Linked DNA regions of Homo sapiens: all the other regions are linked to region 2. A link is an interaction called in ENCODE POLR2A ChIA-PET data of the cell type or tissue named here. Cell type or tissue: HepG2. All regions are shown on one strand. Links, peaks and the distances in the headings refer to the core of each region. The heading gives the core; the rest is flanking DNA.

What was found. Peaks named below come from ENCODE experiments on the same cell type or tissue, not always from the same donor. Only the 100,000 strongest peaks of a DNase experiment are listed, where the experiment ranks them.
Region 1: POLR2A ChIA-PET joins it to region 2 with 63 read pairs; 19 of 35 experiments call an interaction of 5 or more read pairs at or near these places.
Region 3: POLR2A ChIA-PET joins it to region 2 with 10 read pairs; 5 of 35 experiments call an interaction of 5 or more read pairs at or near these places.

What each region holds. Positions count from the first base shown.
Region 1 is chr1:93,839,914-93,847,638 of GRCh38, forward strand. MIR760 (microRNA 760) reads left to right here and starts at 6,919; the gene lies at 6,919-6,998. It overlaps TRR-TCT1-1 (tRNA-Arg (anticodon TCT) 1-1), which reads left to right and starts at 7,660; the gene lies at 7,660-7,725. It also overlaps a transcript of BCAR3 not described here. RefSeq lists enhancers at 6,210-6,339, 7,015-7,725 and silencers at 6,470-6,529, 6,620-6,999, 7,180-7,319. In HepG2, for the core only: CTCF peaks have their summits at 4,529 (motif pointing left) and 6,428; DNase peaks (open chromatin) are centred at 4,538, 5,918 and 6,458; H3K4me3 peaks cover 1,142 bases.
Region 2 is chr1:93,614,079-93,621,803 of GRCh38, forward strand. The region is part of intron 3 of BCAR3 (BCAR3 adaptor protein, NSP family member); the gene reads right to left. Among named protein-coding and RNA genes, the nearest start is that of BCAR3-AS1, 26 kb to the left of the region's middle. RefSeq lists enhancers at 1-69, 70-722, 1,376-2,028, 3,336-3,988. In HepG2, for the core only: a CTCF peak has its summit at 5,601 (motif pointing left); DNase peaks (open chromatin) are centred at 1,213, 1,673, 3,673, 4,253 and 1 weaker place; H3K4me3 peaks cover 495 bases.
Region 3 is chr1:93,429,025-93,436,749 of GRCh38, forward strand. No RefSeq gene overlaps it. Among named protein-coding and RNA genes, the nearest start is that of FNBP1L, 15 kb to the right of the region's middle. In HepG2, for the core only: a CTCF peak has its summit at 4,867; a DNase peak (open chromatin) is centred at 4,834.

The DNA.
Region 1 (7,725 bases), core at 1,748-6,747, 230 kb after region 2:
CAGCAGGCCTAGGGTGGGGCCGAGAGCCTGCATTTCTAATCTGCTCCCAGGTCATGCTGATACTCCTGGTTCATGGTCAGCATTTTTGCAGGAAGGGCAGAGGGCATTATTTTCAAATTTGGCTACATATGAGAATCACCTAGGGAGTTTAAAAAAAATGCTGATGCCAGGGTCCCATCCCCAGAAATTGTGATTTAACTGGCCTCAGGGTGCATCCTGGGCATCAAGATTCTAGAGCGTGGTAGAGTTTGAAGACCGCTAGTCTAACAAGTCTGCTCCCAGTTGCTTGCTGATTCTCTCCTGATTTCTTTTCTAGGAGAAACTGCTGTAGTCCAGGGTATATGTGAACTTGGGGACAGGTGCCTGGATTCAATCCTGCTGCTTTCCCTGTGGTTTGCCTTCCCATCTGGGAATGGGGCAATGATCCTGCCTACCTTAGAGGGTTGTTATGAAGATTAAGTGAGGTCTGATATACATGAAGAACCCAGAAAAGTGCCTGGTGTGATGCGTTATTACTTCATTATTATTTTCAACTGCTAAACAATTAAGATTCACTAAGCTTTAATAGATGGTTATTTGTTGTGAGGCCCACGAGTGGGGCTCAGAATGCCTTTCCTTCCAAATATGCTTACCAGAAGAAGTCATCCTACTAGTTTGTTGAGAACTTAAAAGGCAGAGATGTCATTCTGAGGGGAAGAAATTTAAGACCTACTCCCCCAAACTGGGTCACTGAAAGCAGGAATTAGGACACTGAAGATCCACTTCTACTTCCACAAACGCATTCAGGCATCATTTATGGAGTGTCCACTGTGTACATGATATTCTGCCAAGCCTTGGGGAGAATTACAAAACAGTTAGAAAGCACGGATGTTTAGCTTTCAAGAGCTTCTGGTCTAATGCAGAAGATAAGCTAGGCACATAGTCAAGTAGCTTCCTTATTGCCTACAGGACTCATTCATTTGTTCAATCAATATTCAAAGCTACTTGTTGTGAGCTAGCCACAATGCTAGGGACTGAGGTTACAAAGATAAAGGAAAAGAAGACGTGCTCCCCCCACTTTCCTCCCACTCCCCCAAGATGCTTATTGTCTGGGAGAAGAGATAGAAAACCACACAGAAAATTATAGAGCTTTGAAAGTACCTTGGGAATCCAGGAGTCCCTCCCCACCACCAGCAGACTAGGCTGCAGAAGAATGTCTGGGAAAATTCTCGGAGGAGGTGACATGGGGCTGCTCAACCCCAGGCTCCTTAGCCTTGCATTTGAAGCGCTTCCGGATCTTTGCCCCACTGACTTTCTCAGCTGTATCTCTTAAGTCAAGCCCATTTCCTATACTCATTCATGCTCTGCTGTCTGACTTTGCTCAAGATTGCAAGGTCCATGGCAGCAAGGACAGCATTTGTCTTCTTCACCAAAGGGTCCCAAGAGACTTGTGGAGAGCCTGGCTAGTCTCAATGCTTAAATGAATGAATGTGGTCTTTTGTTTGTGCAGGGACAAGCCTGACCAGCCTTGAAGACCCAAGTAAGGCTCAGCCTTTGTTTAGCCATCTCAACAGCAGAGACAGGTAACTGCCACTTACAAGATACTCCTACATCCTTCCTGAGCCCTACTAGGCTTGGAAGCCTGGTCAGCCAGGCAACCAGCCATGAGATCTGGAATTGGTGGTGCTGCCTGCCTTAGACACGATATACCTGCATCTGCCTCAGTTTTCCTTCATGACTAGACTTCTTCTCTGAATACCACTCTACCAGTCTAAGTCTTTCAATCAGCCTCCCAAGCCTTCCCCTTTCGGGACCAGATCATGTTCCCTTTATCCTTAGCTGTGTTTCTTGTCCTCTTCTGAACAGGCTGATGGCACAGAACCATGCCTGACTTTGTCACCAGTACTCTGAACCCCAGTGACCTTCTTTACCAGCACCTGCTGCAACCAAGGTCAAGTTTTTGGCACCCTTTTAAACACTGTGCACTGAACTGCTCAGCCTCCATTATTTTCCCAGCCTTGTCCTATCTTCTTCCTCATAACTCCTGAGTCTGGTTTCTACCCTGCGCCCTAGCCACAGCATTCCTTGTACGCAAGTCAGTCCTAGGTTAGATAGCCCATTTCAAATGCAGCCTCCCTGTGTAATTCCCTCTCACAATGTAATCTTTCTCTTCCCTGAAGTCCCGTATCACCACACCTGCACCTCACTTAAAGACCTTTTTATTTTACATCACAGCTGTTTGTGTACCTGTCATCCTTTTTTTTTTTTTTTCCCCAGAGATGGAGTCTCGTTCTGTTGCCCAGGCTGGAGTGCAAATACTGTGATCTTGGCTCACTGCAACCTCTGCCTCCCAGGTTCAAGCAGTCCTCCTGTCTCAGCCTCCCGAGTAGCTGGGATTACAGGCATGTGCCACCACACCTGGGTAATTTTTATATTTGTAGTAGAGACAGGGTTTCACCATGTTGGCCAGGCTGGTCTCGACCTCCTGAGCTCAGGCAATCCACCCGCCTCAGCCTCCCCAAGTGCTAGGATTACAGCCATGAGCTACCTACCACGCCTGGACTATCATCCTTTCTATAAGGCTTGTAAGCCAAGCACATGTGTTTTTCATCTCTGTATGCCCCAAGGTCACTACTGGACCCTCAGACGGTTTTCTGAAAAGATGAAGAAATCAGACAAATTAAATAGGATGCAGTAGTCTCCCTGACCCTCTGGACCCACTCCATTCTGCCTGCACATCCCCTCCTATAGTAATCACTCTAAACACAGCTTTTCTCATGCCAAATGCTTTCCCATTGCCACATTCCTTATCTTGAATCAAGTCTGCCCCTACCCCTTTTGCCGTATCTGGCCTGGATCCTACCTTCCCAACCTCGTCTGTTGACACATCTTCCATCACCCCAAACTGTACTTCCATAAGGACCCATCCAACCCTCATTTTTGTCTTGACGTTATGTTTTTCTTCATCCTGGAAAATTTTCTTTTCCTTCCCCTGTTCCTGCCTGGCCACCTAATGTGGTTTGGCTATTGGCCTGGCTCAGTAATCACACTCAGCACTGAGATATTTTAGGATGAAAAAGCCCTTCATTTCAATGTTGTGAGTAGATTTTAGGATGAAAAAGGCCTTCATTTCAACGTTGTGAGTAGATTTTTCTAGCAAGAAATGAGTCTTCTTAAGTCCTTAAGGGTGGATGGTACCCTTGTCTTGGGAAACCATGTGGTGGGTGGGACAAATGAAAATAAAAATGTGCCTAAGGTTCTTGAACTAAGAACTGTGAGGAATTGAAGCTGAAGGTAGATGTCTTCAGTCTGAGAAGCTAAGTGTTCTGTTCGGTAACAGAAATGAAATGTACAGCTGAGTAGGAGTGGGGTAGGGAGCTGCAGAATGTCCCTCCGGTTGCAACAAATTTAGCTGATGCTGTATCTGTACTGTCCTTTGTTTCTGCAGGATGTGGGATTTCTTTATTAAGAGCTACTTACTAATATAATAGCAAATATTTGTTACACACTTACCATGTGCCAGAACTGAGACAAGTCCTTGAGAGGATTAACTCTTGCAATTCTCATAACAATTTTATAATTTTTCAGGCAGAGAAGTTAAGGATCATGTCCTGCAAATAAAGGCTGAACCAAGATTTGAATGACAGGGTCCTGACTCCACAGGCTGTACTCTTAACTGCTACTACCACAGTTTTTGTTTGTTTGTTTTTTAAATCTCACCCTTTAAAAATTCCTTTTTAGGTATGTTTTATTAGTAGTATAATAGAGCATCCTGGTTCCTTGGGGGTCCAAACTGAAAAATTTTTACCGGTAGGAATGCCCAGTCACATTATGCCACTTTTTCACATGCTACCTTGCTTCATTTGCTTATTGCTTCATATTCATAAATCGTATTTCTCCTAGGAAATTTGGAGTGTCCTTGAAGGTAGGAATTATGTCTTAAACTTTCACTTGGTTCCCACAGTAGGCCTAACTGTATTGTCCCTACTCATTGAATTGAATAAAACTGGTACTCCAGCAACCTTATACCTCTGGAGTAAAGCAAAGCTAGTGCAAATATATACAGTAGAAGTATAGTCCATTTCCAGAGCTTCTGGGAAGGCCGAAATCACTAACCACACAGTAACTTAAAAATAATCCTGCTGGCCAGGCACGGTAGCTCACGCCTCACTTTGGGAGGCCGAAGCAGGCAGGTCACAAGGTCAGGAGTTCAAGACCTGCCTGGACAACATGGTGAAACCCCATCTCCATTAAAAATACAAAAATTAGCCGGGTGTGGTGGCACGTGCCTGTAATCCCAGCTACTTAGGAGGCTGAGGCAGGAGAATTGCTTCAACTCGGGAAATGGAGGTTGCAGTGAGCCAAGATCATGCCATTGCACTCCAGCCTGGGTGATAGAGTGAGACTCTGTCTCAAAATAAAAATAAAAATAAAACACCAACATGAAACCGTATTTAATTTAGGGCTTTGCTGTCCAGCGAACTCAAACTGCAGATGTGCTGCAATCAGCCTAATTGAAAGTGGTTATAACCCATGCTTTGACTCCCTCTGTTGGCAGGAAGAGGTTGCTTTCTCACTTGCGGGAATTCTTAGCTCAGGTTGTATAATGGCTGTTTACTACAGATACAGCCTGAGAAAATTCAGCCAGATTAGATAAGGGGAAGACAACACCCACTGAATCTTTCTCCCCAGATGGCAACTAAATACTCTTTTCATTTTTCTTACATGCTAACATTGCTACCTATAAACTGCTTAGTTAATTGTTCAGAGAACCACCACACACCTGACCTTGTTTGGCTGTGACTTTCTTCTTTTTTTTTTTTTTTTTCTTTTGGAGATGGGGTCTCATTCTGTCGCCCAGGCTGGAGTGCAGTGGCGCGATCATAGCTCACTGTAACCTCAAGCTCCTGGCCTCAAGTGATCCTCCCGCCTCAGCCTCCAGAAGTGCTGGAATTACAGGCGTGAGTCACTGCACCTGGCCCCAGTCTTCTAATTGCAGGGTATAAGAAGTACAACCTTGATAGCTCACAGAAGGCTGCACAGGGAAAGCCTGGCTTTCCCACACTGTCTGCTAACACTGTATCTCTAATATTTTCCATGATACAGGAATTTTTTTGGCTTCATCTAGTGGAATAAAATATCTAAAATTATTCGTTTGAATCATTAAGTGGAATCAAACACATACACATCTTTCCTTAGCACATTGTTTCTTTCCCAATTCCCCCTTTCCAGAATTTTTATATACGCATCTCAACTGTCACTTAATCACGTCAATGACTCCTCATCATTTGAGATTTGGCTCCAATACCCCAGGCAGAATTCCTCTGTATGGTTTTCCCACAGGCATACAGAGCATCTCTTCTCCCATTTCGGCTGTGAGCAACTCCTAAGACCAGTGGAGACCCTGAGATGCCACCAGTGCCTGGCATATTTCAGAATTCAAAAAAGATTTGTTTAAATAAATACAATTTAAAACCATATTCCATTTTAAAGGCTAATTTTATCCATATGAGAATTCTCCCTGCATGCAATGTGAAGACATTTAATTCATTAAAGGGGCATAACAATTTTATATATATATATATATATATATATATATATATATATATAAAACTTTGTTTACATTAGAGTATAATTAAATAGGCCTGGCACCAATCAGGGCTCTGCCACTTACTGTTTGGAGAAGCGATTCACAATTCGCATCCTTGCACGTTCTTCCTAGATGTGCCAAGAATGCAAGACCCTGATCACGCTTTACTTGGGCCATTTCTCAGCGTTGTGTTTGCAGCGAGCAATCTTGAGGGATGAGGTAATGTCTCCCTATGGAACAAAGAGCAGGCTTGCTTACTGCTCACTATAACATGGTGGGTTCCCCAAGCTCAGCATTCCTCTTCTGTAATGCAACCCATCTTGTGTGTAAGCATGCATCTGGGCCCGTGTGCTTCGTTCCTGTGAGAACTGGGGTCCAGGGAGCCAACTCAAAAATGGTGATACTCTGGCTATTGCTTTTGTTGTAATAGTCTTTTATCTCTGACTCAGAAGTCTGGTGTGTTCTGTCAGCATTCATGAAACCGTGAAAGCTAACGTGTTAGTTTGCAAACATAACAAAATATGATTCATCACAGTTCTCCACGCTCACTAGCTGGGCGTCCCTACACGAGTTTTTTAACCTCTCTTAGCTGCAGTTTCCCTTCTTTATATTATAAAGGGGACGGTGGTGTGTATGTACCCGCCCCATAGCTTCGTCTTGGGGTTAAGTAAGACTGTAAAATCCCTACCACACTGGACTCTTCCCAGGACTTCCCTTTCCCTCTTTGAACTCTGCCAGAGACTATTCTGCATTTGAGGCCTGGCGATGCTGGGCAGGGGCGGGTATGGGTGAAGCACAGGGTGGGCCGCGGCTGGCGGGTTTGGTGCAGAAACGGGCTGTGGCCGAGCCGAGAAAGCGCGCCCAGCGGCCGCCCTGCGAATCCTCCGTAGGCGGGGCCGGGACTGCTGTGAGCTAATAGGAACGGGGGCCGGGCGTTCGGTCTCGCCGCTGCAGTCGCAGAGCAACCACGCGGCTTTGACCGTCTATTTCAAAGGGCTTCGGGGTCTTGCGGATGGGGATCACTGCGGGCACTGGAAACCTGCCGGCCCCCACCCAGCCGCCTCTCAGATTCGTGGCGACCGCACCCTTCTGGGCAGCGGCGCCAGGCCCGCTGCCGTCCCCACCGCTCGCAGCCACCAGGAAACCCCGCGGCCGCGCTCGAGCGCGCGCCCTCCGACCACATGCACCCGCATACGCATGCTCCCAGCGCTCCCACGCGTGCTGACACCCTCCCGGCTTCCGCCCACGCAGTCGCGGGCCCCGGGCGCGCGGGCTCGGGGCAGCTGCGCGGCGTCCTTGGAGGCAGGTGCTGGCGGCAAGACGAGCTCTCGGAGGATGCTGCGGCGCGGGGCGCGTCGCCCCCCTCAGTCCACCAGAGCCCGGATACCTCAGAAATTCGGCTCTGGGTCTGTGGGGAGCGAAATGCAACCCAAACCCCGTTTTTCGAACCCCGCGCAAATAAACACGCACAAGCACGCACACAGACGTCGCGCGGCGGCGCTCGCGCGCAGGTCCAGCCGCGGCTGGGTCGGGCGCGGCGGCCGGGCGCGAGGGAAGAGCCCAGGCCCGAGAGGGGTCGCCGCTTACGTCTCGCAGCCCGAGGGGAGGCCGCTCGGCCTCGGCCGCTCACAGGCGCGACGTAAAGGCCCGGCGTCACCGGCCCGGCTTAACGGTGCAACGGCTGGCCTGGGCCTGCAACTCTGGGGTCCCGGCCGGGCTGGAGCGGCCGCCGGAGAGACCTGGTAGGCGGGGCGCTTGGGGCAGGAAGGGAGCCGGGGAGGGAAAAGCGCGACTGTGATTCGTACGGCTGGGCCCGGACCGTGAAGGGGACCGGGTTGCGGCTGCCCTCACACCGACCAGGTGGGACCGTCGGACTGCGGCCGCCCTTGGCTCAACTGGGTCGCCGACCTTGTTGAGGGGCGACCACTGCGGGGAGACCGAGAGCCTGCGGCTGGCGTTTGAGGCGGATGGCAGTGCCCTGAGCGCGGCGGCTGGGTCTCGGTGACACTGACGACGGGAGGCGCGGTCGGAAGAGCGCGGGGCCGTCGCCTCTGGCTTAACATAGCAGATGCGCTGAGACTCCAACAGGTGGCTCCGTGGCGCAATGGATAGCGCATTGGACTTCTAGAGGCTGAAGGCATTCAAAGGTTCCGGGT
Region 2 (7,725 bases), core at 1,186-6,185:
CCTTCTCCCAGGCTAGTCTGGGACTTTTCCCCTCTGCTGAAGCCAATACGATCCACTCGCTCAATTCTCGCAGGCTGGTGTCCAGCCTGCCATGCACACAGTGCCAGAAATTCTCATGTGACCAGACTTGCTTTCTGATGAAATTCTAACCCCTCTTAGAAGAGGCCTTGGGCTTTAGCTGTCCCCTCAATTTAGAGACCAGGCAGAAATCATTAGCAGCCCCTCTCCCCCGACCCAGAATTTCCTTCTGGGGCTGAACTGTACCATGCGACCTGCTCCTAGTGGTTCTGTCTGCTTGTCACTCCAGCACCCAGAGGTTTAAGGAAGCAGGGTAAGTTGTACATTCACACCACCTTGTTATGAACAGAGGCTCCTTTGAGGAAAGGAGGTGGCCTAAAAGTGACTTTCCCTAGGAGAAATACTAGATGTACTAAGTAACCCAGGCAGGATCCCTGTCCTCACTCTCCCAAGCCCACCTCCAGAGCTGTTTATTTTTAATTAAGATGCTCCTGGCAGCCAGTTTGCAGCTGATAACGTTGGCACAGCCATCACTACTGGCAAAGCAATATTGCCTTTTGGTGTTTAATTAGCAAGTCTGTCAGCAAACACCCTGAGCGCCCTATGCCCTCCCACCTGGCTGTGCAACCTGTTGGGAGGATGGGGACTGTGTACCCACTTCTGACTCAACTGTTTGTCCTATACCTTCCTTTAAATCCTTCACTTTAATTACTCATCGCCACTCTGATTACCCACTTTGCGTAACCTAGATCCTGCACACAAACCTCGCATCCAACGCAGCCAAGCAAGGCCCTCCTGGATTCCCTGCGACCTGAGGCCTCTACCCCTACCAAGAGCCACATAACACCTTTAGGGAAAACTAACTGCTTTTCCCTTCATTCCAGTTATAGCGGATGCTCAACGAGTTCTTTTTTTTTTTTTTTTTTTTTAATCAAATCCAGATTTCTGCCTGTAGCTCTTCCTCTCCTATCCTACCGCTCCAAATATTAACTTTTTGTGGCTTCGGCCTCAAATATGGAATGTGTCCTGAAGCTTTCTAAAACTTCACACAGGCAGAAACTTGTAATGAGGAAGAAACAAGATCTATTCAGTCCAGAAAGGAACAATACCAGATGAGGCATGAGGGAGGTATGAGAAATATCCAACGGGATTAGCGTCAAATCCTCGGGAGACCTTGGCCTTTGGACTAGGTCAAGTCTGCCCACAAAAATAGGAAATTGCTCTGGGCCCAGTGAGCAGGTATGGAGAGCCACAGTCTCACACCCACGCAAGGGCAAGGGCCCGGCCTCATCAACGTGTCAACATGGGGATGGAGCTGCTAAGTGAGGCGCTATTGCCACAGCGAGTGTGGGCGATGACTTCCTTTCTGCTTTCCTCCCTCACTCATTCTCCTCTCTGACTCTGGAGGTCTGGTCTGCAGTCTTGACGGCTCCCAGGCCACAGAAAGTCCACCAGAGAACCTAGAAGGAAGCACCAAGGTGGCAGAACTCAGAAGGGTTTTCTGAGCTGGAAGAGCCCTTGAAGACTGTCTGGTCAGTGGGTCCCCACTGTCCTCGAAGGTCCAGTACCGCACCTGTGAGGAAGCGTTTTCTGGCTTGCCCTCATTTCCGTTAGATGGAGTTCAAAGGGTAAGTCCGTGTGAGCAGCCAGGCCCAGGCCCCAGCAGTTCTGTGAGCATGACTCATCAATCAGGCCATTAGCCACCACAGAATGGGCCATTTTCACCTGGTATTCTCCTTGGAGAGCAAATAACGATTCCTTCAAGCTAAAAACCTCCCCAAGAGGCTAGACAGGCACCATCCCAGGCCTGAGAAAAGGGAGGGGGGCAGTGACTGAAATCCTGCACAGAAATTCGTGAGATTAGTCAGCCAAGAGACTCCGAAGCCCAGACACCCTTCCCCCAGAAATCGTGAATGAAATGCATTCCTGAAAGTAATATGCAAATAACTCAGACATGTAAATCACATAGAATTACGAATAAAGTGCTCCACAGCCAGGGTAAAAACAAAACCAAAGACACTTAGGTCACTGTGGTATCACAGCTCTTGTTACCTGAGGTTTTCTCTGTTTATTCTAAGAATATCTCCAAAATACCCAAAGAATTTGTTCCACCGGGATTAAATAATGACTAATCTTATTAGGTAACTGTTTCCTAAGCATCTTTTATTTTTATTTCACACCAAAAATAATTTCTGAAGCAGCACTCAAAGGTTTTAATCAATTTTCTCCTGAAACGGTCAAGGAGAGAGACTAAAATAACGTGTTGTTTTTGTAACTAAAGATGATAATTGCATACATTCTCAAAGTGCCCTTCACTGACTTGTTAAGCTTTTAAACGCTGCCTATTTACGCTGATCAATTCCTCCCATTCTCCCCACAATGATTATTCTAGTTACAAAGAAATAGAGGACCAGACCTGTGTACCACTCAGCAGAGAACAAAGGGCTAGGGACTCCAACCTCAGACTGCAGAATCTGGTATCTGATCACATAGAAACACAAATAGATTTTTTAATGTCTTATAATTAAACCTGTTACTCACACAGCCCCGTGAAAGGGCTGTGACCTGGGGCAGTGGGCCACTTTCTGATGATCTGGTGTGTGGGATTTGGGACTCATCAAATTTGGATACAGGGCTTTCTAAACACCATGCCCCTTTCGGGATAGGGGAGGGCATTTCTAAGGAACTCCCAGGGACTGAGGAAGGGAGGGGCCCAGTCAGGCAGCTCTGAGCTCTGGAAAAGGTCCTACAGGGTGAACTCCCATCCACCGCCCTTCTCTGGCTGCCTGGAAGGCTCACTCCTTTGCACCGAGGGAAACACTTGTGATTAAAGCCATGGCTGGGAAGCCAGGTGGGTCCTTGAAGGAAACCTCTATTACCTCAGGCCAAATGTTGCCCACCCTCTAATTCAAAAAGGGGGTTAAGGCAGGCCGGAGGAAGACCCCTGCATAAGCACTGCCCTCAATGCCAGTTTTTCCTTGGGCAGCCCTAATACTAACCTGCCCTATTTAGTAACCATGGAAACAGGAGCTGCCTGCCAGCCATATTCAGCAGACACATGCTTCCTGTTGGCAGCAGCCCCTCAGCTGAGAAGGGCCAAGAGAGTGAGTGCAGAGTCCTTTTCCCAAAGCACCACGGTCCCTGCTAGAAGATCAGGCTCCCAGTGAGGTAGGCCCTCTCTCCAACAGGGCATGGAGGGAGATGGCAGGAGAAAGATATGCCTGCTAGGTACCTGCTTTTCACTGTTTCAGCACATCTGGAACGTAATACTGCCCATAGCCCCAAACCCTCCCCAAAGCAGCCCAGAATCAGGGCATCAAGCCTTACACTGAGGCACTCTTGGGCTTTGTCAAGCGGCCCCATGGACAGTGACTCTGCCCATGGCTAGAGGACAGTGACTCACCCCAGGCTTCAAGGCCTGGCTTGTTCCTGCCCAAAGGGACATCGGTCAGGGGTGAACACCAGTAATCGTGATCAGAACAGCTCAAAACATCTTGTGGCAACTACTAAGACCCTTTATCCTACTCCCTCTCCCCTAAAGATCAATGCTTTCTGGCTTTTTGCTTCCCCTAAACCCAGGTGATCTGGCTCTTGCTGAACAAAGACAGCTTTAATGAGCCAGGGCATGAGGCTGATGCAACCAGCTCCATCTTTCCTGGTGCCCTGGGAAGTAGGCAATGATTAGCCTGGACCTTGCCCCACTCAGCACCAGCCTGGCGTCACGGTGAGGACAGCCTCTGCAGACTCGGCTCTGTGGAGAGCAGTGTGGCAGGTGCCTGGGAAGCCCTAGGCAGATAAAGGGGCAAGTTGATCCGCAGCCTTGCTTCTCAAGACTTCCCCAGCACCCACCCTATCTCTGCCTGATTCTGAACAAATAAGCCAGCAGCTCACACACCTTCCCACAAAGAGCCAGAGGGCCTGAGGGAGGAGAGCTGGGAAACCAGGGAGGACAGGAGGAAAGGACTTTGTGCAAAAGGTCAGCTCCTCTTCCAGCCAGGCTCAGTAGCTACAGAAGCTGCCAAAGACAGTTCTACACATTTCCCTATATGCAAATCTGATTGATTTCTTGCTCCGAAAGGGAATGCAAACAAGACTTAGTGGGAGGAGGGCAGGCAACAATGCCTGCGCCCTCTGGCCCCCTTTGTGTATTGCTGTGGACAAGACGTTCGCCTGCCCTGGTGAACACAGACAGTACATTTAGGAGTGCGTGCTGTACATATCCTGGTCTAACAGTTTCCCCAGATTCCTCAAGGGGATGAAAGAGTATGGCTGTTAAATGGTCTCTATCCGGAAGCAATATTGATCTGCCTAGCACATAAACAAAGAGACTAAAGTACAGTCTTCACAGCAGATTTCTCTCTGCTGGGCCTTCTGTCTTCCCTTACCAATTTCTGTTTCTCTAACTAGCTATTAAAATTGTATAACTGAGTAATGCGAAGCAAAATTAGGCACTGTGCCCTGTTTTGCTTTCTTACGCTATCACACACAATTCTGCCCCATTCACCTCTCTACCACTACCACCTAGTTCCTGGTGTCACCCCAGAAATCTTATATTACACAAGCTCAATTTTCTGTTTTTAGCGTTCAGGCAAAAAGAAAGAAAAGAAAAAGAAAGAATACATACAGGACATAATCCCAAGCTCTCAAATGGCAGACTCACTATCTGATGATCTTGGCCTTCTCTGAGATTCTATGAAAGTCATGGGCCCTCCTTCTAGAGCAAAAGACACATACTTGCAATGCTTTACAATTAGAACTTGTCCAATCCGCTTTACTATGTTGTTCCGTTTTGCTCTGTTTTAGGCATTTACCAGCCTGAAGCCGTGGGTTTTTTTTTTTTTTGTTTTTTTTTTTTTAATCTGAGACGGAATCTCGCTCTGTCGCCAGGCTGGAGTGCAGTGGCGCGATCTTGGCTCACTGCAACCTCTGCCTCCCAGGTTCGAGCAATTCTCCTGCCTCAGCCTCCCGAGTAGCTGGGACTACAGGCACATGCCACCACGCCAATTTTTTTTTTTTTTTTTTTTGTATTTTAGTAGACACTTGGTTTCACCATGTTGGCCAGGATGGGCTCGATCTCCTGACCTCGTGATCCGCCCACCTCGGCCTCCCAAAGTGCTGGGATTACAGGCGTGAGCCACTGTGCCCAGCCAAAGCCATGGTTTTTAGTTTCTGTCTCTAGTGATAAGTGGAAAAGAGGGATGAGGAAGGGGCTTTACTGGCCCAACCAGAAACAGAAACTAAGAACCCATTCTCCCTCTTGGACACCTCTGCTTCAGGGGATTCTTGTATCCACTAGAAGCCCATCCATATACCCCTTGGAGTCTTATCCATCCAAGATGATTCACCACCTACTTCCCAAGATTCCTTTTCTTCTACACTTACTATGCAAGCAATTACACCTGGAGCAATCACTTACTTCTCCTGCCATCTCAGCTCCTGGGTTTTCTTTGCTGTACACTTTTCTCTTTCCCTTTCCATCCACTTTTGGTAGGCATGAGCTATGTAAGCAACTAATAGGCAACGACCACAAAGCCCTTCAGAGGTCCCTCCCATGCAGAGTGCTGCAGAAATGGGCAGACGGGCATCTGCGAGGCCCTCTGGAGGCCTTACCAGCCAGGAACAGCTGCCTCTCTCCCACCTCCACTGCGCCAGTTCTCTGTCTCACAAGCACCTCTGCAAAATGGCATCTTCCAAAACTGAGCTGTGAGACAGACACCTGCTTGTCTTCAAAATGGCTCTGTAACACACCCTGGAGGTAGGAGGCTAGAGAGCGAGCCAGGATGGGTTCTGGTCTTCACCACTAGCTAGCTGGGTGACTTTGGGGAATTAATTAACTTCTCTGAGCCTTAGTTTCCTCCCCAGACTTACCAAGTTATTGTAAGCATCAAGTGAGATATCACATGGAGGGCCTGGCACCCAACACATAGTAGGCACTCTACAAACATGAGCTTCCTTCCCCCTTCGAAAGAAGGGACAACAAACCCCATCTTCCCCACTGTACTCGCAGGGCACACGCCCACCCACACGCTGGGCTACAGGAACCACGCCTGTAGCCACGAGAAGAGAGTGGACACCCACCCATGCCATGAGCCACTGACCACTGGCTGGCTCCCAGCTGGTATACTTAGGAGCTGGTATAATAAGGAGACTTCTAAAAGCTTTTAGCCTTAAAATATATGTTACTCATTAAATTCTAAAACTGCTTATTCAAATACCACATATGGTTTTAATCACACTTGCCCAGATGTCTCAGGATTGTCTACTCCAGAGTCTCTGTCATGTTAGGAGTTGTTTAACAGGCAGCAGGTGTATCCACAGCATCTGCTCACATGATCCTAACCCAGGGGACTCCTGGGTTCATCCACAACTACCAGCTCTCCATGTACCACCCTTGTCTGAGCCAATCTGACTGGGGATCCTGTGGGCCCCCTCTGCCTATGGGGCCTGGGTGGTACCCCTCCTTTCCCATTGCCTTGGGACCAAGCTAGTTGCAGAATTGGACTTCAGCCTCAGTCCTGATTGGATGCCCTACAGGATCCTCACTCCTCCAGCCCCACCTCCTCCTGCCCTGGCCCTGCAATTCAGCCCTGGGAACAGATCTTCCACATGTGTTTAGCATCCCCAGAGAACCACCTCTCACATGCCGACTCCTTCATATTTCCCCGCCCTGTATTACTGGGTTGTCTGATACCAACCAATTCTAGAACTACAACCGTGTCTGGTATAGCTCCTCAGATGTTGTGACCCCTCTGCCCTCTCTAGACTTTCTCTCTGTGTCCTCCCAGATACTGCCTTCTGCCTAGATCTCCTTCTCTCAAGTCCCTAATGGCAGGAATCTGCCAGAGTTACAGTGCATTCTTCTAAAGCCACACATCCCTATCTCCACCTAGAAAGGCTGCCAAGTGGCTGAGTGGATGAACCTGCCTGCAAGGGATCACCCGCCTAGGAAGGCAGGAACCCAGGGGCGGAGGGCGGGGTCAGTACCAGGTGAGAGGTGGAGTCAGGAGTAACCCCACCCATTCCAGCCTGGAGAGAAAATGGTCTTATCAATCGCTTTTCTGTTGTCAAGCAAATTCTAGCCATGCAAACAAAATATTTCAGTGGGAAAATATCTCTTTTTCATGGTCATAAGCTGATCATGGGCATTACCATCTAAGTGACGTACTGGATAATTCTGTATCCTGCCAAAGTAGCTGTGAGAATCAGTCCAGATGAGGAGTTCTGAACCTAGGGGTGGACTGGGGCTTCCATGGGCCACTAGAAACTGTATACAAATTGTTGTGTTCATTGAGGAGAGGGGTTATGACTTTTACCCAATTTCAAAGAGTCACGTGACCAAAAAATTCCTTCTGATCCAGAAAGACTTTCAGTGGCATGTAGGAAGGGAGGTGAGAATACCTTGGTGGTCACAGAAGTGAGTACGGACTGATAAAGCACCCTGGCTGGCCACCTTGCACACACCCGGGTTGTAGCAGGGATGTGGCTGGTAAGAGGAGGGGATAGATAGCCTTGAGGCAAGTAGTATTGCAGTTTCTTATGGCCGCTGGAGCAGCTTTAACCAGCACGGGAACCCCTTCACTCAGTGGGTGGATGGACCTTGTTTGCATGTAATACTTAGGACAGAAAATTGGAAGAGCTACAAGTTTGACTCTCAACAACCCCTCCTCACCACAGACTTCAGAGATGCCTTGAAGAAGCCTGCAGCCG
Region 3 (7,725 bases), core at 1,748-6,747, 180 kb before region 2:
ATGAGATAAAACAAAGGAGTCAATTGGTCAAGAGAACTTAGCAATTCTCAATGTTTATGCACCTGATAATTAAGCTTCACATACACAAAATAAAACTGATGGAACTGCAAGGAAAAATATATAAGTTCACAATTATAGTAAGATACTTTGGCATCTTTCTCATTAGAATTTAATAGAAGAGATAAACAGAAAATCTGTAAAGATATTGAAGATTCAAACACCATAAACCAACTTGACCTAATTGAAATTTATCAAATACTTCACCCAACAGCAACAAAATACATGTTCTTTTCTAATATCCACAAAACATTTACCAAGATAAGTCATATTCTGATCAAAAACCGAGTCTCAGTAAGTTGAAAATAATTCAAATATACAAAATATGACAACAAGAAAATTAAATGGAACTCAACAACAGAAAGATATCTGAAAAATCCCCAAATAGGTGGATATTAAACATAAATAACACACTTCTAAATAACTCAAGTATCAAAAAGGCAAGCAAAAGAATGTTAGAAATTATTTGAATTGAGTAAAAAGAAAAATTTGTGAGATGATGCTAAAGCAGTGCTTAGGAGGAAATATATAGCATTAAGGGCATATATATTTTAAAAATTGTTTCAAATTAGTGACCTTAGGAAACTGTAAAAAGAAGAACAATTCAAATCCAAATCAGCCAAAGAAAGTAATAAATATAAGAGCAGAAATCAGAGAAATGGAAAACAAATAAGCAAGAAGAATAGAGAAAATCAATAAAGCCAAAAACAGATTGAGAAGATCAATAAAATTGATAAACCTGTAGCCTGACTGATAGGAGACAAAAGAAGATACACATCACTAATATTGAGAAGGAAAGGGTGACATAATTATAGGTTCTATAAACATTAAGAGGATAATAAGGGACTATTATAACTTTTTACTAATATATTCAACAACTTAAATGAAATAGGCAAGCTACCAAAGCTTACTCAAGAAGAAATAGTAATATGCAAAGTTTTATTTTTATTAAAGAAATCAAATTTTTAATTAAAAATTTTCCCATTAAGAAAACTCCAGGCCCAGATGGCTTCACTGTTGAAGTCTACCAAAATGTAAAAGCAAAATAATAACAGTTCTACAAAAATTCTTTCAGAAAATTGAAGAAGAAGAAACTTCCCCTAATTCATTATATGAGACTAGCATTCACCCGGTACCAAAACCAAACAAAAACACAGAAGATAATGAAACTGTATGCCACTGTTCTTCATGAACATTGAAATAAAATTCCTCAACAAAATGTTAGCAAAATAAATCCCGTAATGAATACAATGGTTAATATATTCTGACCAAACTAGTTTATCCCACAAATGCAAGACTGGTGAAAAAAATTAGAAAATTAACCAATGTAATTTAATCTACACACACACACACACACACACACACACACACACACACACACACACACAAATTCTTCTCAATAGCTGAAAGAAAAACATTTGACAAGGTCTTACATTCATTCCTAACGAAAACTTTCATCAGTGTAGGAATAGAAGGGAATTTCTTTTACCTGACAAAGTCCATATATAAAAAATTTACAGCTACCGTCATGGTTTATCATGAACAACTGAATGCTTTCTGTCTAAGATTCCAAAGAAAGAAAGAAATGTCCATGCTCACCTCTTTTTCTTTGACAGGTTCTCGCTTTATCACCCACACTGGAATGCAGTGGCGCTATTATGGCTCACTGCAGCCTTGACCTCCTGGGCTCAATTAATTCTCCTATCTCATCCTCCCAAGTAGCTGGGAATACAGCTGTGCACCAGCATGCCTAGCTAATTTTTTTTTTTTTGTATTTTTGGTAGAGACAGGGTTTCACCACGTTACCCAGGCTTGTCTCAAACTCCTGGGCTCAAGTAATCCTCTTGCCTTGGTCTCCCAGAGTGTTGGGGTTTATAGGCATGAGCCACTGGATGGGTCCTCCATGCTCACCTCTTCTATTCAACATTTTATTAAGAAAATAAAAAGAAGTAACAGTATATAAATTATAGAAGAAGAAGGAAAATTTTATTTGGAACAACAAAATCATCTAGGTAGAAAATCTTAAGGAACCCCTCAAGAAAGATAATATAACTATATAACTAAGAAGTGAGTCATCATTGAAGTATATATAATGTACAAAATACATAAAAATATTAACCACAGTCAGGAATCAAAATTCTACAACCTATACCATTTATAATAACATTGAAAAAAATTTTTTGAGACAGTGTCTTGCTCTGTCACCCAGGCTGGAGTGCATTGGCATGATCTTGGCTCTGCCAACTTCACCTCTTGGGTTCAAGTGATTTTCGTGCCTCAGCCTCCCAAGTAGCTGGGACTACAGTCATGCGCCACCACATCTGGCTAATTTTTATATTTTTAGTAAAGACAGGGTTTCACCATGTTGGCCAGGCTGGTCCATAACTCATGGCCTCAAGTGATCCACCCACCTTGGCCTCCCAAATTGCTGGAATTACAGTCATGAGCCACTGCACCCAGACTAGAAAATTTAAAATATTTAGGAATAAATTTAATGAAAGATGTTGAAAACATGCACACTGAAAATGACAAAACATTGCTGAGAGAAGCTAAAGATGACCTAAATAAATACAGCAGAGAGATATGGCAGGTTCATGAATCAGAAGACTCAATATTGGTCAGATATTAGTTCTCCCCCTGGAGATTCAAAGCAATCCCAATAAAAGGCCAGCGCAATTTTTTAATAGAAATTGACAAGCTGATTCTACAATGTGTTTGAAAATGAAAAGAATCTAAAACAGCCAAAACAACTTTAAAAAATAATAAAGCTATTTATTTACACTATTTGATTTTAAGACCTATAAAGCTACAGTAATCAAGACGGTATGGTATTGGTGTAGATAGAAAATAGAACAGAGCAGATACTCTGGAATTAGAGGTAAGGCTACAGTAATCAATGTGATATGGTAGTGTAAAGACAGACAATAGAATAGAATAGAGAGTTTGGAATTAGAAATATAATTGATTTTTCACAAAGGGTCAATGCAATTCAATAGTGAAAGGATAATTTTTTTAAACAAATGACACTGAAGCAATTGAATTGCTATATGTGACAAAATGAATCTCATGCTATACACAGATTATATACACTTACCTCACACTATATGCATACTGTCCACAAAAAATTAACTCAAAATGGCTCTTAGACTTAATTGTAAGGGTTAATACTATAAAATTTCTAGAAGAAACAAGGAGAAAATATTCATGACCTTGGATTTGGCAAAGATTTCTTAAACAGGATACAAAAAGCATAAAAGAAAAAAGTCACTGTATGAATTATCTACTGTGGGACAACAAATTACCTCTAATCCTTAAATAGTGACTTAAATAGTACTTATTATTACCTTTGTGAGTCATGAATCCCAGCATGATTTAGCTGAGACCTCTGCTTCAAGGGTCTCTCACAAGGCTACAGTCAACTTTTAACTGGGGCTGTGCTCTCATTTGAAGTCTCAGCTGGTTAAGGATCCACTTTTGATTGTTGTTTTCAAGATTTAGTTCTCAAGGGTTGTTGAGAGGCTCTTAATTCTTTGCTAGTTATTGGCCAGGGGTAACTCTGTTTTGCCCTGTGGGCTTCTCAGTAGGGCAGCTCACAATAGAGCCTCTTGCTTCATCAAAGGGAGGATAAAAGAAGAGTCAGGGAGAGGGTACAAGCAAGAAGCAAGTCACAGTGTTTTCTAGTGTAATTCTGAGGTGATATTCTATCACCTTTGCCACAAGTTATTCATTAGAAATAAACCACTATGTCTAACTCACATTCAAGGGAAGAGGATTACACAAGGTCACAAATGCCAGAAGGTAGGGATTGTTGAAAACCGTTTCAGAAATTTCCAACCATAAACCATTGAACTTTACAAAAATTAAAATCTTTTGCTCTTCTGAAGACATTGTCATAGACTGGGAAAAAACATTATCCAATAAAAGAACTGTTATCTAAAATATATAAAGAATTCACACAGTTCAATAATAAAAAGACAAACAATTCCATTTTCAAAATGCCAAAAAGCTGGGCACAGTGGCCCATTCCCATCATACAAGCTACTTGGGAGGCTGAGGCAGTATGATTGTTTGCACCCAGGAGTTTGAGGCTGTAGTGCACCATGATCATGTAGTGCACTGTGAATAGCCACTGCACCCCAGCCTGGGCAACAAACTGAAACCCCATCTCAAAATAAAAAACTGGGCAAAAGATTTAAATAGATACTTCATAAAAAATATATGTGGATGGCAAATAAGTACATGACAAGATGCTCAACATCATTATTTGTTATGAAAATGCAAATTAAAACACAATGAGATACCATCATATATCCACTAGAATGTTAAAAAGACTAGCAATACTAGTCTTTGGTGAACATGTGAAGCAACCAGAACACTCACACACTGCTTGTGGTACTTGAAAATGATGTAATCTCTTTAGGAAACAGTTTGGAAGTTTCCTAAAAAGTTAAACATAAACCTATTATCATGAGATCTTTGGGGTGTTGCTTCACCTGCTGGAAACCTCTGTGGCCATTGGCACCTTTACCCAAGTTTTGCTCAGGCCTGCGGGGCTTGTTTTGCCCACTTGGCCTGTCAGGCTGCACTTGGCTTGCACTGTTGGTCTGGATCCCACACCTACCAAGGGTGAGCCAGGGACAGAGCGGTGAGGAATGTGTGAGTGAGCATGGGGTCTGGCCACTGCACACAGCCAGGCATGCCGGCTGCAGTGGGGCAGGCAGCTCCAGGTGCTGACACAGGTGCCGGCCCCCTGTGAGGCTGTGGCTGGACCAGGCATACTGCAAGCAGCTTCCACTAGGGGCACTGGGGAACACGGTGGCACCTGGAAGCTAGGAGACACCAGGAACCACACAGCCCCAAAGAAGGTGTCACAGCCCTGGCTTGGGGAGCTTCAAGGTCTGGGTTGCCCAAATGGTCGCAGCTCTCCTTTCTTCTCTCCTTCTCATCACCTGCAACATGGTGAGCAGGGGGGCATGTTTAAGCTCTGTTAGTGTTACAGCTCTTTCAGACTTGCCATTTGGGGGTCCCAAGTTCCTGTCCCACATCCAGGAAGAATGAGGTATGTGGACAACTGGACGGTGAGCAAGGTGAAGAGGTGTTTTATTGAGCAACAGTACAGCTCTCAGGAGACCCAAAGTGGGTAGCTCCTTTCTGCAAGCAGGTCACCCTGACATCTCTGCTTCCTCAGCGGAAAGGAGACCTGGAGTGGGTAGCTCCTATCCACAGACAGGTCATCCCATCATCTCAGCAGAGAGGAGACTGGAGTGGGTAGCTCCTATCCACATGCAGGTCATCTCAACATCTGTGCAGCCCTTAGCAGAGAGGAGACCCAGAATGGGTAGCTCCTATCCACAGGCAGGTTGCCCCGATGTCTCTGCAGCCCTCAGCAGAGAGAAGACCTGGAGTTGGTAACTCCTCTCCACAGGCAGGCTGTCCCATCATCTGTGCAGCCCTCAGTGGAGAGGAGACCCAGAGTAGGTAGCTCCTATCCACAGGCAGATCACCCTGATGTCTCTGAAGCCTTCGGCAGAGAGGAGATCTGGAGTGGATAGTTCCTATATGCAGGCAGGTTGTCCCGTTGTCTGTGCAGCCCTCAGCGTGGATTCTACCCACAGGCAGGATAGCTCCTATCCACAGGCAGGATAGCTCCTATCCACAGGCAGGTCATCCCAATGTCTGCAGCCCTCAGCAGAGAGAAGCCCTGGAGTGGGTAGCTCCTATCCAGAGGCAGGTTGTCTGGATGTCTCTACAGCTCTCAGTGGAGATGAGACCTGGAGTGGGTAGCTCCTGTCCACAGGCAGTTCATCCTGACAAGTCTGCATCCCTCAGTGGAGACTAGAGCTGGAGTGGGGAGCTCCAATCTGCAGACAGGTCATCTACCGAGTTTGGCTGAGTCCAGGGATTTTTATGGGCTTCAGAATGGAGAAAGTGCATGTTGATTGGTCCGTGGGCGGCCATGGGAGAACCTGAAAAAAGCACCATAAGTTCTCACTTCAGACAGTGGAACTGGCAGCCCGGGCCACAGCCTTCAGGCCATCCCTGGCTTGAAGGTAGGACTTCACCAGGAACCACCTCTTTCCACCCAGGAGCCTGGCTGCCTCCTGCTGCCGTCAACTTGCTGTCCATGGTGCTCACCAGCACCCAGGCTGTTCATGCTGAGGGGCACCTGCAAGCTCACACTGAGCTACCCTCTGCCCCCTCTCAGCCTCCCTCCCATGCTCCTCAGTGCCCAAAGTCCAGTGCGGACTGAGGTGGCAAGGGCTGGTGTGTCAGTGCTGCCCCAAGCATACACACTTGGCCAGGTCATGACAGTGCCCAGGCTGGGGTCTCAACTCTGCTCCAAAATCAGACCAGGCACCAGGAGTAGGGAGAGGAGCAGACAATTCCAAGCCTGCAGGGGTAGGGGGCCTTCCTGGCCCCCAGAGCTTTGGAATGCCTGGGTTCACAACCCCGGCTGGGTGACTGCAGGTGCACCTGGAGGGCAGGGCTTCTACCCCTCCAACTCTGAAAGGGGCGGGGCTTCCATCTGTTCCTGGATCCCTCTGGCTCTGTGGAGCACGCAGCCCCAGCGGTGCCTCCCCACTGCAGCCAGTGTCATGCCTGAGGCCACTCCAGACAGGCTGCAGTTGCCATCACTATTATATAACTCAGTCATTACATTCTATTATATTATTCTATTGCTGCTATAAAAAATTACCACCAATTCAGTGGTTTAAAACAGCACAAATTTATTATCTTACAGTCTGGAGGTGAGAAGTCTAAAATCAATCTCATTGGGCTACAGTCAAGAGTTGGAAAGGCTGGTTCATTCTGGAGGGTCCAGGGGAGATTCAGTTTCCTTGCCTTCTAGCTTCTAGAGACTGGCTGAATTTCTTTGGCTCCTGCTCCCATCCTCCATCTTTAAAGCCAGCAACATAGCATCTTTCAATCCCTCTCTCAGCTCCGTTGTCACTTCACTTGGTGTCTGACTCTGACTCTGTTGCCTCCTTCTTACAAGGGCCCTTGTGATGACATTGGGCCCCCTTGGTAATCAAGTGAATTTCCCACCTCAATTTCCCACCCTTCACTTAATCACATCTGCCAAGTACCTTTTGTCATATAAGGTAAATGGCAGAAGGGAATTAGGACATGGACGTCTTTGGCAGATCATTATACAGTCTGGCAAAAACTTGTAGGTATTCATTCCAAAAATAAAGGAAAGCATGTGTTCATAAAAAATCTTTTTATTTTTCCTTGAGACAGGGTCTCACTCTGTTGCTCAGGCTGGAATGCAGTGGTGAGATTATGGCTCACTGCAGCCTCAACCTCCTGGGCTAAAGCAATCTTCCCACCTGAACCTCCTGGGTAGCTGGGACCACAGGCATGCACCACCATGTCTGGCTAATTTTTTTTTTTTTGTAAAGATGACGATTTGCCACGCTGCCCAGGGTGGTCTGAAACTGTTGGCCTCAAGCAATCCTCCCACCTTAGCCTCCCAAAGTGCTGGGATTACAGGCATAAGCCACCATGCCTGGCCCCTACAAAATCTTTTACACAAATGTTCATAGCAGCTTTATTTGTAATATTTACAAGTATTTTATTTGTAATATTTACAGGTATTTTATTTGTAATATTTACAAGTATTTTATTTGTAATATTTACAAGTGTTTTATTTGTAAAACAAAAAGT